Linked DNA regions of Homo sapiens: all the other regions are linked to region 1. Evidence: chromatin loops called from intact Hi-C (ENCODE). Cell type or tissue: heart right ventricle. All regions are shown on one strand.

Region 1 (2,500 bases):
AGCCCAGACCATTTGCCCGGCCCAGCACTTCCTGTTCCTCTGCCTTTTTCCAGCCCCAGGATCTCAAGTTGTAAATAATCCTTAGAATACCAGCACACATTTGTTTAGCACCTTTTTTTTTTTTTTTTTTTTTTTTTTTTGAGATGGAGTGTCGTTCTGTTGCCAGGCTGGAGTGCAGTGGCATGATCTCGGCTCACTGCAAGCTCTGCCTCCCAGGTCCATGCCATTCTCCTGCCTCAGCCTCCCGAGTAGCTGGGACTACAGGTGCCCGCCACCACGCCAGGCTAATTTTTTTGTATTTTTAGTAGAGACGGGGTTTCACCGTGTTAACCAGGATGGTCTCGATCTCCTGACCTTGTGATCCGCCCGCCTCAGCCTCCCAAAGTGCTGGGATTACAGGTGTGAGCCACCGCACCCGGCCTTGTTTAGCACTTTCACATCCCAGTTCCCTTGCGCCTTGAAGGAAGCAAATCTCTAGCCCTCTCCATCTTTACCCTGGCAGAGCCCTATTTATCTTTTAAGCCTAGTTCAAATGTCACCTCCTCTGTGAAGCCTTTCCTGACCCCCTGCCCTGGCATCCTCTCTGCTCCCATGGCTTCTTGAATTCCAACTGTCACCACACAGATCACACTGCACTATATCTCTCGGTTGCTCTGTCACCCCCACCACACTAAGGGCCCCTGAGAGCAGAGACTATGTCTGGTTTGCCTCTGAGTCCCCAGGGCCTGGCACTGAGCCTGGAACTGGGAGGGTCTTAAGAAATGCATATTGGGTGGATGAATGAAGCAAAAGGGACACATGTTCACATACAGGTCACTCGTTCCTGGGGTCTGGGAGGCCAGTGAACTTGACAGTTGGGTCAGGGAGTAAAGGTCCATGACTAGTCTCATTGCTGGGCCCCAGGCCATGTCTGGGATAGGGATGAAGGCATGAGCAGCGGGGGCAGGGAGGTGGGATGGGTGCAGTGCCCTATGGAGGGCGATTTCTGCTCGTCCTGGGTCCTTACTGTTCCTCTCTCAGTCTGGTCTCAGGCTCTGGACAAGCTCCAGGAAGGCAAGGCAAAAAGTATACAAGTTACATCTGACCCATCTCTCTGGTGGGCACCATGCCAACATCCTGTCTTGCTTGGCATACCAGAGCAATCTGTGACCCCTCCTTCTCTGGCCATCCTGGGGGGCTCTGTCTTCCTAGAGAAGCCTGAGCTAAGGAGGCCCAAGCCCTGCTCTGAATCACCTGTCCCACTCCCCTCCCACTGAGCTAGGCTGGGGACAGCATGACCGAGCAAGGAGAACTGAAGTCAGGGAGCCTGGCTGCTTGGATTCGTGACTCAGCTTTGCCATCAACCTGTCGGGTAACTGTGGTTGAGTGTGTGATTCTGGCTGACCCTTGGACCATCCCCACTGGGGACTACCGGACTCTCTGAGGGATAGCAGCTCCTGCGAAGGCCAGAGGAGGGCCGGCGTGGGTGCAGAAGCATGGCCCTCACCACCCTGGGCGAGTGGCGTCCGGCGCCCGCCCGTCCGCCCGCCCGCCGACTGCCTGCCTGCCTGCCCGCCTGAGCCTGCACCCGCCTGGCCACAGGCTGAGGAAGCATAATCATGCTGGGCTATTTCAGACCCATTATCTCAGCTCAGCTCCTGCTTCCTGAGCAGGCCCCGAATTAGCCTGGCGCTTTGTTCTCAAGTGCATTTGTCAGATCGCTTGGCCTGTACCTCGGGGAGGAGGGAGAGGAGGGAAGGGAGGGCAGGGGCGGAGAGGGGGGCGGGTAGGGAGCGGGAGGAGGAACTCGACGCTAATTAAGACTCATTAAAAAAAAGAAGACGACAATGAGGAATAAGGAGAAGAAGAAAGAAAAACGAAGTGGAGGGGGGAGGGAAAGGCTTGCTGAGGAAGCAGAACAGCCGCCGGGAGAGACACATACAGAAACGCGCAGGCATACACACGCCCACAAAAAGACACGGAAACACACACAGCTCTCCCTCCCGGCAGCCTGCGCCAGCACTTCCCGCGCTCAGCCCTGCCCTGTGCCAGCCTGGCCGGGGCGACTTAGGCTTAGAACCCTGAGCCTTCCTTCCGGTTCCCCGGGCTGCCCTGTGCCAGCCTGGCCGGGGCGACTTGGGCTTAGAACCCTGAGCCTTCCTTCCGGTTCCCCGGGCTGCCGGGCTAAGGACGAAGCACAGCCAGGATTCAAATCCTGCCCCGGCTCTTCAGTAGCTCTGCAGCCTCTCGGTTTCCACGTTTGTCAAAGGAGAATCCCTAGGTCCACTGAGCAAGGCTGGCAGGAAGGCGTCCGGACATAGAGAGGCTCATCTGTTCGGGAGTGTCTCGGCCCAGCAGCAAGCCTCCAGCTGGCGGTGCCCTCTCCGGGTCAGGCCTGGCTGCGCTTCTGCCTCTGAGCCCTTCTCAGAGCCAGGGGTGGTGCTGTACCAGGGCTCAGGCCCTGCTGGGCTCCCTCCCCTCCCACCACTGTTGGCCTGTGCCCCGCCACCACCAGCCCAGG
Region 2 (2,500 bases), 54 kb after region 1:
CTGGCTCCAGGAGCACCCCAGCCAGGCCCAGCCCTACACTAGCCCAACCTTCCTTCCCTCCGCCTGCAGGCCCTGTGGCTTTCCGCCCCCTTTCTTCTCCACCAGCTCCCCACTTCCCTCATAGCCCGGGTGGCACCTTGGCTAATTCTCTGGGGCTTCCTACTCTGGATCACTCTCTCTCTCCTTCTTCTTCCTCTTTCCTCTGCTGCCTTCTACCCCATTTTTAGCTGCTGGATCTCACTTGTCCTCTTCCCCTGACATCTGTCTTAGCCGTCTCCACAGGGAGTCCCCCCACAAGACCAGCAGGCGGCTCCAGGCTGGAGCAGGAAGGCTCCAGGCCCTGCCAGTCTGCCTCTCCGCTGTGGGATGGAGGCCAAACCCTCTTCAGGGCCCTCACCACACTCTTTGACTTGAGCAAGTTACTCATCAGCCTGTGGGAGGTAGACCGGGTGCTCAAGGCTGCTCTAGCTTGAGGGTATCGACTGCTGGCCAGAAGCCCCCAACTATGCCATGGTGGTGGCTGTGGTGTGGCCCAGCTCAGAAGCAAGATTCTTCTGGCTGAGAGGTGAACTGGGCAGCCTGAAGCAGGCCCAATACCCAGTAGGCTGCAGCTGAAGTTCAGATCTTGGGAAGTTATTTCTATCCACCTCCAGGCGTCCTGAGGCAGGGCAGGGCTGGGCCTGCCAGCAGGTCCCAGATCTAGCCCCAGCTAGGTGGTGGCAGTACTTTGTGGACACACCCAGGTCCCCATGGGAACATCCCCTCCTCCATTAACCCTCTCTAACTGGGCCTGTGCCAGACTGGGCAGATGCCCGTGGCCTATGCCACAGAGGTGACAGGATGAACAGGGGAAATGGTCTCAGGCTCCATGACAGCAGAACAAGAGAGCAGAAAAACCTGGGGTGAGGGGAGTGGCAGGAGGGTCATAGGGCATTAAAACATCTTGCTCCACTAGGATAGCCATCATCTGCCCGTACCTGCCCCAGTCACCAGTGGTTTGAGCACAGGAAAGCGCACACACACACACCCCCACCACACACGCACGCACACAACTCTCACTCTCCATTTCCCAACATCACGACACCATTTTACACCCATTTCTCCATGTGGTTAATTTTTTTTTTTTAGTTCTCATTTTTTTCTAAGAAAAAAGCAACAAGAAAATAATTCAGAGTTTATACAAAACATCTTTACATTATTTTTTTTCCAAAAAGACTAGTATTTACACAAATGGCAACAGAAACAAAAACAAAAACCCTTCCGACTGCCACCTGGAAGGGGCTGGCTGTTCTGCTCCCTCTCCCACCTGGCACTGGGGTGGGCAGCTGGCCAGGAGGCAGTGTGGAGGTGGATGGTGTGAGGGCCAGCTCCTTCCATGGCTGCTCTGGGAGTGCCTGCAAGGCGCACTCAAGTGGCAGTCTGTTAGCAGCCGTGCTGGCAAGGAACTGGGGTCAAAGTGCACAGCGGGCTGGCCCAGCCCCAGGCAGCCTCTTCCTCTTTCCAGGCCCCAGCCCAAGACTGGGACAGCAGCAGGAGCTGGGTTGGGTGGGGGTTACCCACCTGTGCTAGGGCCCAGAAAAGGAGCAGGCCACCTGGTCTTATACCCGCTTAGGTCTCCACCCTGGGCCTCTGTTTCCCCACCAGGCCAAAGGATGCCAAAGGTAAGGAGAGAACAGGGTGGGGGGTGGGGGTGAAACTCCCAGCTCTGCAGGGCAAATAGCCACCTGGGCACCTCACCTCCCTCCACCCCCCATGAGGTCATCTGCCTGCAGCAGCTCTCCTGTTCCCCAGGCAACAGCCAATTAAGACATTAATTACCGTGAGAGTGAGGGAGGCAGGAGATGCCCAAGAATCCCACAAGGAAGGGATTTTTTTTTGTGTGTGTGTGTGTGTGTGTGTGTGTGGAAGGGTGGCAGTGACTACCCCATTGCCAGGATAAGCCTCGTAGGAGGGTCAGGAGGGGAGGGTGGGACACCTTGCCCAGTGGCACTTTCCTCTTCCCTCATGGGCGTGAACAGCCCTGGCCTGCCCCTTACCCCACCAGAAATACCAAGGAATCTATAAAAGAAATGGCATCCTATGCTTCCTGGCTGACCACATCGTGCCCCAGGCCCTCTTGTACTGGCTTGGGCCAGGCTCACAAAGCCTGGGGAGGGGCTGCCTTTTACATTTTTCCATTTTTCTTCAAAAAACAGATGAAAATGAGTTGACAGCTAAAAAATGAACACAAAAGCATTAAAAACAGTGATGATAGCGGACAAGCAGTCCTGGGAAGGTGGCAAGGGGGGCGAGGGAGGGGCAGGGCCAGGGGACTGTCTCCCTGCCTGCTGTCCATCAGTGTCCAGCCCTGCCTTCCAAGAAGGGGCGCCCCCACGGAGCCCAGAGGCCTGGCCAGAGGGGGAAGGCACAAGAGCATGGGGGTTAGGGGCACAAGCACCCCCCTCCGAAGCCCAGGGGGCAGGGAAAAAGGGGGATTATAAAAGCCAAGAAACTACAAAAC
Region 3 (2,500 bases), 100 kb before region 1:
GCCTTCACAGAGATGACAGTCTAAGCCTAGGCTTCAAGAGCAGGCAGGGACCTGGCAGCAGGTTGAGGTGGAGCTGGGCTAAGAAAAGTATTTCTATATTGGGACATGCTGAACGTCTTATTCTTACTGTAGAAGAGTGGTTGCCACAGCTCATTGTGAAGTTGGGGGAGAATAGAAATAAAGCAGACTAGAGCAGAAAGAATAGAATAGAAAGCGACTATGGTAGCAATTAGCTCTCTCCACCTTCACTGCCACTCTGGTGTGAGGCACCTACCACCTCTCACCTGGATTACTGTCTTAGCCTCCTAATTGGTCCCCTGCTTCCCTCTTTGGCCCTTCCCACTTCCGTCTGTTTTCAGGACAGCAGCTAAAGTGATCCTGTTACAACCTGCTTAGGTTTAGCCCTTGTCACTTCTGTTGCTCAAAACCCTGCCCTTGGCCCCACATGGCAGTCAGGGTAAACGCCAAAGCCTTAGCATGGCTTACCAAGTCCCATCTACTTTCACACTTGTTTCCTCTTGAAATTAATCTACTCCTCCTCTCCCCTTCAGTATTCCCGCTTCAGCCTGCTTGGCCTCTTTTTTCTACTTTAATACACCAAACACCCCTCCCGCCTCAAGGCCATTGCACTTGGTTATTCCCTCTGCTTGGAGTGCTCTTCCTCCAAATTCTCCACATGGCTTTCTCCACCTGCTCTAGGTGTTTACTTCCATTTCACTTGTTCAGGGAGGCCTTCCCTTACACTCTATTTTGCATTGCTCCTCCACCCTGGCACCATATTCACCCTTCTCACTTGTTGTTTTCTTTTTCTCCATAGTGCTTCTCACCATCCCATAGACTCCCCATAGTATCTGTCCTGCTTACTGTCTGTCTGCCTTCACTAAAATGGGAGCTCCATGAGAGCAAGGATTTTTGTCTATTTCACTTACTGCTGTGTTCTCATCACTTAGTCTAGGCACATAGTTGGTGCTCAATAAATATTTGTCAAATGAATGAATGAATGAATGAATGAATGAATGAGGAAGGTCATGTTGGCCAGTAGTATTGAAACTTTGTTTTAGCAGCAAAAGCCAGGTTTGTCTGACTCCACCAGGCCTTTTTGCTCCCCCACCGCCCCCCCTCCACCCTTGCTTCTTGGCAGGGAGAAGGGCTGGGAGGGAGAAGAAATTCTGGGCCTGCTCCCAAGTGGGAAGTTCTCTCCTGTCCAGGGAAATCCTCAGCGGCCTCATGCAGATGACTACTTTCCAGCTGGAGGTTCTGAGACTGTGAGATTATGTTTTCAAAATGGAAATAATTTTGTTGCTTGTTTTCTTTTAATTAGAAAAGTAGTGAAGGCTCATAGTAAATCATTATGGGGTGCTTCAGAAATATGAATGGGTTCCCTTCTCTAGCCCTGATGCTCCAAGACCTCCTCTCCCCGGCACTGCCTACCTGCATTTCTTTCCTTAACAACTAGATCAGGGATCTCTTTCCTTGTCAGGACTGAAAAAGCCACATTGTTGTTTTTAATGGTGACTGTGTATGAATATGCCATAATTCATGTAAGCAAGCTGTTTTTCACTATAATAGACACCATGGCAATGAACATCCTGGTACATACATCTTTGCTCTCTTGACCCATTATTTCCTTAGGATGAATTCCCAGAAGTGCAATTGCTGGGTCACTCGGGCTCCCTGCTGGAAGACGCCTGATACTATTGTCCAAATGTGGGAGGACTTAAATTCTACAGGGATTGGAGCGACCCTCTGCCCTGTATTTCCCAAACCCAGCTCTCTTGCCTCTCTCCACTCCTTCATCTAAGGGAGCCCATGGAGGACAGTGGTAAAACACTCATAAAACACTTATCAGGGATGGATTATTGTATATGGTATACCAGGCACTGTTCTAGACACTTTCCACATATCAACTCATTTAATCCTCATAACAATCTTAAGAGTACATACCATCATTAGCCTCACTTTACAGACAAGGAAACTGGGGCTATGGGAGGTGAAGTAACTTGCCCAAGATCACACAGCTGGCAGGGAACAGGTGGTAGAATCAAAGCCAGGTAGCCGTACACCAGAGCCTAGACTCTTTTTTTAAGACAGAGTCTTGCTCTATTGCCCAGGTTGGAGTGCAGTGGTGTGATCTCAGCTCAATGCAACCTCTACCTCTTGGGTTCAAGTGATTCTTCTGCCTCAGCTTCCCGAGTAGCTGGGATTACAGGCGTGTGCCACCACGTTCGGCTAATTTTTGTATTTTTAGTAGAGACGGGGTTTTGCCATGTTGGCCAGCCTGGTCTCGAACTCCTGACCTCAGGTGATCTGCCTGCCTTGGCCTCCCAAACTGCTGGTATTACAGGCGTGAGCCACCGCGCCCGGCCTTAGAGCCAAGACTCTTAACCCCTCACTTTGCTATATTGCTTCCAAAGCCAGGGCCTTGGAGTAGGACAGACCTGGGGTCAATTATCGCTCTTCCACTTTCTAGCTGCATGATGTTAGGCTTCACCCTGCCTCT

The links. A loop is a pair of places that touch in the nucleus more often than their neighbours do. Peaks named below come from ENCODE experiments on the same cell type or tissue, not always from the same donor. Only the 100,000 strongest peaks of a DNase experiment are listed, where the experiment ranks them.
Region 2: it touches region 1 in a loop (2.5-fold over the local background); 28 of 110 quality-filtered maps call a loop at or near these places.
Region 3: it touches region 1 in a loop (2.3-fold over the local background); 7 of 110 quality-filtered maps call a loop at or near these places.

The regions. Positions count from the first base shown.
Region 1 is chrX:68,894,270-68,896,769 of GRCh38, reverse strand. No RefSeq gene overlaps it. Among named protein-coding and RNA genes, the nearest start is that of EFNB1, 66 kb to the right of the region's middle. RefSeq lists enhancers at 947-1,458, 1,459-1,972. In heart right ventricle, no CTCF peak of the experiment used is centred here; DNase peaks (open chromatin) are centred at 1,219, 1,559 and 1,999; H3K4me3 peaks cover 1,166 bases; H3K27ac peaks cover 2,500 bases.
Region 2 is chrX:68,840,762-68,843,261 of GRCh38, reverse strand. It overlaps EFNB1 (ephrin B1), which reads right to left. Exons shown (of 5, transcript NM_004429.5): 5 at 1,102-2,500. Among named protein-coding and RNA genes, the nearest start is that of EFNB1, 13 kb to the right of the region's middle. In heart right ventricle, no CTCF peak of the experiment used is centred here; a DNase peak (open chromatin) is centred at 1,446.
Region 3 is chrX:68,996,787-68,999,286 of GRCh38, reverse strand. No RefSeq gene overlaps it. Among named protein-coding and RNA genes, the nearest start is that of PJA1, 170 kb to the left of the region's middle. In heart right ventricle, no CTCF peak of the experiment used is centred here; a DNase peak (open chromatin) is centred at 1,156; H3K4me3 peaks cover 107 bases; H3K27ac peaks cover 1,272 bases.